Regions from separate parts of the Homo sapiens genome. Here region 2 is linked to region 1. A link is an interaction called in ENCODE POLR2A ChIA-PET data of the cell type or tissue named here. Cell type or tissue: A673. All regions are shown on one strand.

The links. Peaks named below come from ENCODE experiments on the same cell type or tissue, not always from the same donor. Only the 100,000 strongest peaks of a DNase experiment are listed, where the experiment ranks them.
Region 2: POLR2A ChIA-PET joins it to region 1 with 13 read pairs; 2 of 35 experiments call an interaction of 5 or more read pairs at or near these places.

The regions. Positions count from the first base shown.
Region 1 is chr18:55,849,102-55,854,101 of GRCh38, forward strand. LOC107985183 (a long non-coding RNA gene) reads right to left here. Exons shown (of 3, transcript XR_001753452.2): 3 at 3,772-3,846. Among named protein-coding and RNA genes, the nearest start is that of LINC01416, 69 kb to the right of the region's middle. RefSeq lists an enhancer at 1,470-1,970. In A673, a CTCF peak has its summit at 4,315; no DNase peak of the experiment used is centred here.
Region 2 is chr18:55,098,436-55,103,435 of GRCh38, forward strand. No RefSeq gene overlaps it. Among named protein-coding and RNA genes, the nearest start is that of LINC03035, 15 kb to the left of the region's middle. In A673, no CTCF peak of the experiment used is centred here; a DNase peak (open chromatin) is centred at 2,556.

The DNA of each region.
Region 1 (5,000 bases):
CCAGTGCACTCCAGCCTGGGCGACACAGCAAGACTCCATCTCAAAAAATCCCACAAACCTCTGCTTTCACAGAGCTTTTATTCCACTAGATTGGCAGGTTTGCAGTAATATAGGTGGAGAATGACATTTAGAGGAAGTGATTCTAAGGACAGAATTACTTATTCCCAAAGTTGCAAAGGGTGACAGAATTATTAGGAAACATCAAGGATTATAACAGGAAGGCTACATATGAACTGCAACAACAACAACAAATCACTGGCTGGCTGAGCTCTGGGCTCACTAAAGATAAATGAGAGAAAACCTGGTACATTTCCAGGGAAGGTTTTAAGTCAGGTACCAGGAAGAACTTCCCAATAGTTAAGGCTGTTAAGCAGAAACAGGTGGCTGAGTTGATTGAGGACTCTTTCCTCTGGAGAACTTTAGGAATGGGACAGGCAACATCTATCCAAACATATAGTCTCTCTTGGAGGCAGGGAGTTGAACGTGAGCCAGGGGTCTGAGTACTTCACTGGAAAGGTTTTAAATTTCTAAATTTCTTACTTTGGCCTATATAGTCATTTTTTTTAAAAAAATTTTTGGTTAGAAAGGTCTCTTCTTCCATAGATCAAGCTACATAGATGAGCTCATCTGAGGAATGCATTTTTTAATTTTAGCACTTTCTATAAATGGGTTTTCTAAACCCTAAGCTGAAGTTGTTACCACGACGGGGAACATGGAGATAATTTTTCATTCTTTCATGCTATGCTGAATGTCAGCAGTAGCAGCTCCTAAAAATAATCATACCTTGTATTTCTATAGCACCTTTCCCGGAGGTTCTCAAACTGCTTTGCAGACATCATGTAATTAATCCCTATAAAGCATCCTGAAGACAGTGGTATAATATTAAGTTAATATTTGTCGTGTATATAAAGGTTACACATTTTATACTTACTTACTATACTGATCTTGTGTTCTGTGAACTCTACAGCAGGCATAAGGTTTGCTGCCAAAAAAACCACGTTCTGATGATTGTGTTGTGAGGTCTGACAAGCAGGAGAGATGGAGAAAATGAGCTGCCGTATTTGGGGAAGTAAAGGGGAATTCATGCGTGGGCTGCTGGAAGTTTGTGAAAGTTTAATTTCTTTCTAGGGTTCATGAGGAGCTATTATAGGAATATGAGAAGGGGATATGGCAGGAGGATTTTAACACTCCTGCAAAACAATATGTATGGCTTATTTGAACGAGTGGAGGTAAATGAGGGAGTTGAAGACGGGAATGAGGCAGGCAGTACTATCAGGTCGTTAATGTTCATGTGCCAGGTCCCCTTTCTTTGTCCTCTTCTCCCTGCTGTGCCACGCAACTTCTCCTTGAGACACTTCTGCGTATTTATAACAATTACAACAAGACCAGATCTGTAGTTAGCTGTAGACATTCTAGTATGAATTTCAGCAGAGACAACCTCTGCCAAACATTTTGCCAGTTTAAACCTCATCTCTCACTTTGCAATGAAAGGATTAAATGAGTTAATATATGTACAGCTCTTAGACTAGCACCAGGCACATAGTAAAGGTTGGTCCAAGTCATGACTATTATTTGTGAAAATGTCAGACGTCATTGAGCAGGAGTGGCAGTATACTGGGTCTCCACAAACATTTATGCACTCTTGAAATCAGGCCTCATGGGTAGCCTTCAGCTCCATCTATGCATAAAACTGGTCCTGGCAGTGAACACAGCAAAGAAGCTGTCATCATGGCCCCAGCAGGTGGCTGGAGAATTGACAGAGCAAAGAGGGAGGGAGATCAAATCTGAGGAAGTTTTCTGGGGAAGCTGGCGGCAGGGTGCGGGGGATGATGACAAACTGGATAGAGAGAGAAAAAGGAGAGCAAAACTCTGGAGGAGACCCCGAGGTCCCAGCTTGGAGGGGTGGGCACTCGGCTACTGTGGAGCACCATGTCCAGGTTTGGAAAGGGAAAATGTTTACGTAGGCTCCAGCCAGGGCCCAGCCCAGCAGCCTGCCTGCAGGTTTACAGCTGAACATTCCCATCATGGCACTCTTCTCTGGAGTGGCCAACAGGAGGGAACGGCCAGGGACATTCTCGCCAGCCCAGAGGTTCTGGTGCTGCCCTTGAGTGTTTTCAGATTGGCAAGAGCTGTCTGGTGATTTTCCACTGGCCAAGTCACTCTTCCACGCTCATGGACCTAAAATTTAGCATTTGTCCTGGCTCCAAAACTCCTCTCATTGGCTCTGATAATCCTTTTCAAACAAGCTGAAGACTTAGCACCAAATCCACTTTCAAGTGTGAACAAGGCTTTGAGTAGTTCCAGATCCTAAGCCTGAAGTCTATTGTCTGTTTTTAGTTGATTTTACTTGAGGCACCTAAGTTAGCCTTGACTCAGCCTGAACAGAAAACACTCTTGAGCAAAGGCCCAATGTTATGGAATTCTGCCCTTGGCACTAAAGCTGAAGCCTTAATGGAGGCATTCAGCACGTCCTTAGATGCATTGATTCTGCCATGCGGTGGCCACCTATGCTTCAAGGCCACCCAAGAACATAATGGACAAGGTTTTCTCATGTGTATTATCTGCAGGAAGAATATTTTCTTTAAAAAATCTAATTAATTTTTAAACAAGAAGAGAGCTAGCTGCCTTGAACATTTGATTAAAAATGGTCATTTTAAAGATATTTTAAAAAATTAAGATTAGCCAGTCATGTGATAGATACCAATATTTGTGTCTATGATCCAATATTAGTCTCTATTCGAAGTGGGTGATGCAAAGTTGAATGTTAAGTTTTCCTAAAAGTTTATAAATTCTACCACTTTTTTATTTTTTTGCCTGGAAATGTATATGTTCTAGCTCAATAGTGGAAAAGAGAAAACTGGCCCTATGTGGAACTGACTGAAGTTTAATAAGTTGAGCAGTTTTCTGCCTCCTGGCAATCCTTCACTAGAATGGGAATTTCTTGAAGGTTATATTAGTGAGACATGTTCTGGGTGCAAGTGAAGAAAGTACAATTTCAACTAGCTTGAGCAAAAAGGGGTATTTATTGATTCCACTGGGAGCTGTAAGGGGATGGGCCGTCCCTATACTTTTCTGGCTCAGGGGTGCAAACAATACTTTCAAAATCAGGCTCTCTTATTCTCTCTGTGAAATCTTTTTTCTATATTGAATTTTTCCTAGGCAGTTTCTCTCCACATCTTGGCAAGGAGGGCTACCAGCCTTTTCTGCCTTCTATCACTCCTACTGCTTAATTAAGAGGCTGGGCTAGTTTTGTAGCTAAGGAAATGAGGAGAAATGATGAGACTAGGGAAGCAGGTTTGGGGGTGAGCAGGCAGCTTGAATATCTAGGGGCATAGGTAGAGAATGAGAGGAAGAGATTTGATTCAAGAAAGCCCAATCTGAGCCCTTTCCAGGACTGATACTGAGCTTAGATTTGATTGTCTATTATTAAAACCATTCCCTTCTATCAACGCTCTTAACCCCCTCATCCCTAAGGGGGCTACGCTAGAACATGATCCCAATATTTTGTCAAATGTTTTCTGGGTACATGACCATACCAAATAAAGACTATATTCAAGCTTTCCTGGCAAGTATGTGTGGCCTTGTACGTTCTGGTGTCTGGGATATGAGTGGAACTCCTGCCTATATTTTCTGGGTCATACCGTTAGGGAAGGGGCATGCTTCCTTTCTCTTTTCCCCATTCCACAGGCTGGATATGGACACAGTGATGCCCCATTTTGGGGATGCAGATGAGGGCAAAGTCTCCAGGATGGCCAAACAACAAGAGAGAAGGAGCCTGGGGCCTGGACTCCATGTAGCCCCACAGCAGACGAGAGTCCTGATGACTTCCCAGAGGAGAGCCACCTCCTAGCAGGCATGAGAGAGTGATAAATGTGAAAGAAAAATCATCTTTTGTCTTACTCAAGTCACTGCTACTTTAAGTTTCTAATTCATGCTCTGAGCCTATATCCCAACTAAAACAGTGAATCAAAAAGCTTTCACAGAAACATTTGGGCCAAGCAATCTAGAAAGTGCAACATTGAGAACTGGGCTGAAATCTAAGAGAATTTAGATTATCTCAAATAATTAGTTTTTTGGCATTCAGAAAAAAATAGCTTAAAAATAGAGAATGATAAAAATAATTAATTGCACAGTCTGAGAGAATGGCATTTACAATGCATTATGGAAATCAGTACTTACAACGTTTTTTAGCTGGAAGGAATGTGAAAGTTTACCTGGTATCATTACCTGGCCCAACCACCTAATTTTAGAGCAGGGTTTCTCAGCCTTGACACTATTGATATTTTGGGCTGGATAATTCTTCATTGTTAGGGCCTGCGCTGTGCATTATAAGATGAGTCGCAGCAACCCTGGCCTCCACCCACTAGATGCCAGTATTACCAACCCTCCAATCATGACAGTCAAAAACATCTCAACACACTGCTAAATGTCCCTGGGGTTGTGGGGGATTGGCTCCCAACTGAGAAGCACTGTTTTAGAGATCAGGAAATTGAGATCCAGCCAGCTTAGGAGTCAGATTCCTTCTCTATGCTGCTGTCTTCATGCAAGTTTTGAAAATGCTAGTCTTTTACAATACTGATCTAGAATTTAGGAAAACATTAGAAGGAAAATTCTTTAAAATAAAATTTAAAAGAGTGATAGCAATAGCTGATATTTATGAAAATCAAGTTTGCTTTGACATCGTCTTACTTAACCTTCACTTATAACTCTATGGACCAAGTTTCTCCCATTTTAAGTTGAGGAAATGGAGCATCGTCAAGGTCAAGTAGACTTACACAAGGTCATACAGCAAAGAACCAGTAGAACCTGCATTTAGACCTGGCCTTGAACCCACTCAGCACTTTAATATAAAGTGAATAATAAGCAAAGCATCTTTCCGTGTTGAATCAAATTACCAAGTCAACAAAGGCAAGTTGAATATATATATGTCTGGATAAGTTCAAATTTTCTTTAGCCAATTTATATATTCTCTCATTCAATAAACATTTATTGAATGCTGA
Region 2 (5,000 bases), 750 kb before region 1:
ACATTTTCACTGAGAAACTCTCTGGGAATCCCAAATTATTATTATTTATTTTAAGAGACAAGGATCTCCCTAGGTCGTCGAGGCTCGTCTTGAACTCCTGGACTCAAGTGGCCCTCCCACTTCAGCCTCCCTAGTAGCTGGGACTGCAAGTGTGAGCCACTGCACTCCCAAATTATTTTTTAAATTTGACCTGGACCAGGATGTGCTACTGAGTCTACACAAAAACCAATAATTCTAGTAAAACTGGTCAATGTTGGTCTGATCTGGGGACAGGTCACATGAACTCATTATCATCTTGCTAATGAGGTTTCTGGGTTTAATTGAACTGGAAATCATTCTTTTTAAATTTCAGGATGAGAAATACTGTATAAAGGCTAAGAATAACATATGGACATCCTTCCATTGGTCAATTCTCAGAAACAAATACAAAATATTATGGATTTTTTAAAAATTTAATTGTGTTAACGTTAGACATTCTACTTGGCTGTAACATACAGACAACACTGTGCTGGATAAAATTGTGAGATTTGTCTTTATTCAACAAATATTTATTGAAGATCTACTTTGGGCTAAATCCTGGGGTTATGACAGCTAAGAATTCAATAGCAGACAAGATTAATGTTATTTTTGCTTATATGGTACTTACGTCTAGAACAGGGTTGGCAAACATTTTCTGTAAAGGGGAAGATAGTAAATATTTTAGGCTTTGCAGGTCATACAGTCTTTATCACAACTTCTCAACTTTGCCTTTATAATAGGAAAGCAGCCATGGGTAATACATAAAGAATTAGGCATAGCTGTGATGCAATAATACTTTATTTAAAAACACAAGAAGTGGGCCAGATTTGGCCCATGGGCTATTCTTTGCCAACCCTTGCTCTATAAGGAGACACCTTTAAGTTTAGAGAAGAGGAATCACAGAAGGCTATGAAGGGCAACATGCCTAAATTTGTGAGTTCTTGGAAGGCCTTCTAGGTCTAGTGATCACTACGTTAAGACCTCCTGTGTTGGTAAAAGTCAATCCAGGGAAGTGGACTGGGGAAGAATATTTTAAGGATTAGGAATGGCATGTGTCACTATTTGAAGATAAATCACAGTTGGGGAATGGAAAGAAATTCTGGATCACTGGCTTGGGGGTGGCAAAGGTAAGGTGAGGCTCGAGTCTGAAGCCAATTAAAAGGTTTGAGCAAAATAATCGGAGATCAGACACGTACTTCAAAGAGATCACTTTGGCGCTTATATAGCAAATCTGTTCAGGATCTTTCTAGGAACCTCATTCCCTCCATATCCAAATGGCAGCAGAAAATGCTTTACTGCTCTTTCCTTTTACTCCTTCCTCCCTGGGAGCAAAGGTGCTCCCAGAAGCAGCTAAACACAGTTCATGGGAATCTCTTCCCTCAAACATCTATATTTTCATAGGAATTGAAGCCATGGTTTAGTGGGTGAAGGTCTGATGGTGGTATTTTAGGCAGCAGTCCTTGCAAGATAAAGAATTTCGTTGAGGGAGGAGATGAGAGAATTAGAGCAACAGCCCCCGTGAAATCATACCACCCAGTCATTTTTTCACCAAAGCATAAGAATCTGCATATGAGTTCCTTTTGGGTTAAGTTTTCTGATCAAATTATTCAGTTGGACAATTAGCAATAAAGAGATTTTACTTTAATGGTGGGACCAAGGTTAATATCACCAGTAATAGGGCAGACCGATACTGTGAGCTCCACGATAGGATGCACTGAGAAGCATACAACATCATTACTATGATATTCTTACCAAAGATGCATGACCTCATTCTAATCATGAGAAAATATCAGACAAACCCGGATTGAGGAACATTCTACAAATTAAACAGCACGTCTCCAGAGTGTCAAGGTCATGACAGACAGAGAAAGGCCGAGGAACTGTCACTGATTAGAGAAGATCAAGCAGAACTGACAATTAAAAGCAATGTGGTATCCTGGACTGGATCCTGGGATAGAAAAAAAAGACATTAGTGTAAAAACTGGTGAAATCTAAGTCAAGTGTGGTGGCTGTCCCTGTAGTCCCCGCTACTCAAAAGGCTGGCATAGGAGGATGGCTTGAGGCCAGGGGTTTGAGACCAGCCTGGGCAACATAGTGACTTTTCTATAAACAAACAAACAAACAAATAAATAAATAAAACTGGTGAAATCTAAATAAAGTCTGTAGGTTAGTTAATAGTATTGTGCCAATGCAATTATCTTGGTTTTAATAATTATGTTATGGTTATGTAACATGTTAACATCAAGGGAAGCTGTGTGAGAGGTATGCAGGAATTCTGTGCTACTTTTGCAACTTTTTGTAGTCTCAAATTAGATTAAAATAAAGTTTTTTCATAAAAAGAAGTGAATAAACTTCTTATTCAAATAATCTTGTTATATTCTGCCATTCTAGACAGGAAAGACTGTTAATAAGTGTTTCCTTGTCAAGTTATTAATTTCTCCACTAAAAATGAATGATGATTGCCAAGTTGCTTTTAGATTGTTTCAGGTCTCAAAGTGCTAAAAGTCATCATATGAAAAAAACCAGAGAATCATATTACTTAATTAGTCACTCATATGGAATCTGCCCTTCCTTCTGACAACACTCTGCAGAAGCTTCCCCATCGAACACCACTTCTACCTTTCTCTTCCTCTGGCCTTGGGCCAGTGCTTAGTCGCTGCTATTAAAAAAAAAAAAAAAAAAAAAAAAGGGGGTTCCTTGCTATCTTGTAGGGTTTGTGGAGTATTAGAGAGGGTCTGGCACATTTTTTGGCAGTATTGTAAAGTAGAGAGCCCTGGATAGGGAGTCAGGAAATTGGAATTCTTGTCTTAGCTCTTGAGCCTTGTAGTCTTGGGTAAATCATTGACCCTCAGTAAAATCAGATATTTTCAGGCAAGATCTAGATAAGTGAGTCTCATTCTTGGCTGGGTATTGGAATCATCCAGGAAGCATTTTTTTTTTATGCTGGTGCCTGGGACCCAGTTAAACCCTGATTTAACTGTTTTGAGGTACAGCCGAGGCATCTGGAGTTTTTTTAAGTTTCCAGGATTGGTATTAACAGGTAGCCAGGATTGAGAACCACTTATCCAGATGATCTCTAAATTCTAACCTAGGGTTTACCAGTAATTATTGTTCAAGCAAGATGAGTCAACAGAACTAGGTCTTGAAAAGTATTATATCTAAAGGAATTCTGGCTGTGGGAAGATAAAACTACAGTTAAGAAGCACTTTTCCATGATTTTTCAAGACTGTTGTTTGTGCCTGTCTGATGCATTATCATCTTAACTAATGATTTACACCATGAGTTGCAGTATTTAGCTTGTGGCATATGCCGTAAGGAAGATTAAAACAACAACACCTTTATACGGATGCCTCAGAACAGGGGTGTGAATGTCCTACCCTCAACCCGTCAGTTACCTTGTCCTCTTTCTGTAGTCTTCCAGGCTTCCTCCAGCTCTACGGTCCACAACACTATCTACACCTACCAGAAATCTACACTTACAATAAAGCAAAACAGCTGACACTGGTGACGTGTGTCTATTTAGGTAGGCTGAGGGAGAAAGAGGAAGAAAATTGCACTGTTTAAAGTAGCAGTCCCCAACTTTTTTGGCACCAGGGACTGATTTTCTGGAAGCCAATTTTTTCCATGGACTGGGAAGTGGGGCTGGCGGGGGTGGTTTCAGGATGAAACTGTTCCACCAGAGATCATTAGGTATTAGATTCTTATAAGGAGCACACAACCTAGATCCCTCGCACTCACAGTTTACAATAGGGTTTGTGATCCTATTAGAATCCAATGCTGCCACTGATCTGATGGGAGGTGGAACTCAGGTGGTAATGCTTGCTCGCCTGCCGCTCATCTTCCGCTGTGCGGCCCAGTTCCTAACAGGCCACAGACCAGTATTGGTTAGGGTTGGGGACCCATGGTTTAAAGGATAGCAAGAACTGAAAGCCAGGGTAGCAAACCCAAATGCTTCTGGGAGGACAGACCACAGGGGAGCTAGAGGGCCGTGGAACTAGAGAGCTCATGACTCTCCTAAGGACCACTTCTCCTCTGCTCCAGGCAGTTGTGGCCAGGGAGTATGTTGGCCCAGCAGTGCCAGAACTTTAGATCTTTAAGAAAATTGAGAAATCCATAATTGATTTGTAAATGCTGAAAGCCTTTATTGTTATTATTATTATTTTAGAGATTGAGTGTTGCTCTGTCACCCAGGTTGGAGTGCAGTGGAACGATCATAGCTCACTGTAACCTGAAACCTCTAGACTCAAGTGATCCTCCTGCCTCAGCTTCACAAGTAGCTGGGACTACAGGCTTGTGCCACCACACATGGCTAGTTTTTAAATTTTTTTGTAGAGATGAGGTCTTACTACATATCCCAGGCTGGTCTCGAATTCCTGGTCTCAAGTGATCCTCCCACATCAGCCTCCCAAAGTGCTGAGATTACAGGCATGAATGACGGAGCCCAGCCAAAAACCAATTTTTTAAATAAATATAAACACTGTGTAGGCCAAATGAAACAATTATGCAAGCCAGATCCTGCCAGTTTGCAATCTCTTTTTTAAAGGTTAAAAACTGTGATAGTAGAGTTGCTGGCAAAATTCTTACTGGTGAAGGAGGTATTTTGTTTCATTTGGGAGATGGTGATCTTATGGGAGAGTCTCAGTTGTCCTAAGACACACTGGACCCTCCCAGTACAGTCTTACGGGAAGGGAGGATATTAGTGCCTGGTGGGATGGAGTCTGTGTAAACTACTGAAGTTCCAGACGGTGACATGGTGAGAGCAATTGGGAAAAACACAGCACAGTGTCCAAGCTCAGGGGTGGCTTAGGCAATTATCAAAGGCCAGGGCAGCCCATTTGGCAAGTAGGAGCTTGAGAGTCAAAGAGCCCAGAGGGCAGGGGACAGACAGCCTTGAGTTAGGTGACTCTGAGATGTTGTCAGTGCTCTTAGAACAAGACGCCTTCCAGTGGATGGTGATATGGTGGAAAATTCTAGCAACTCAG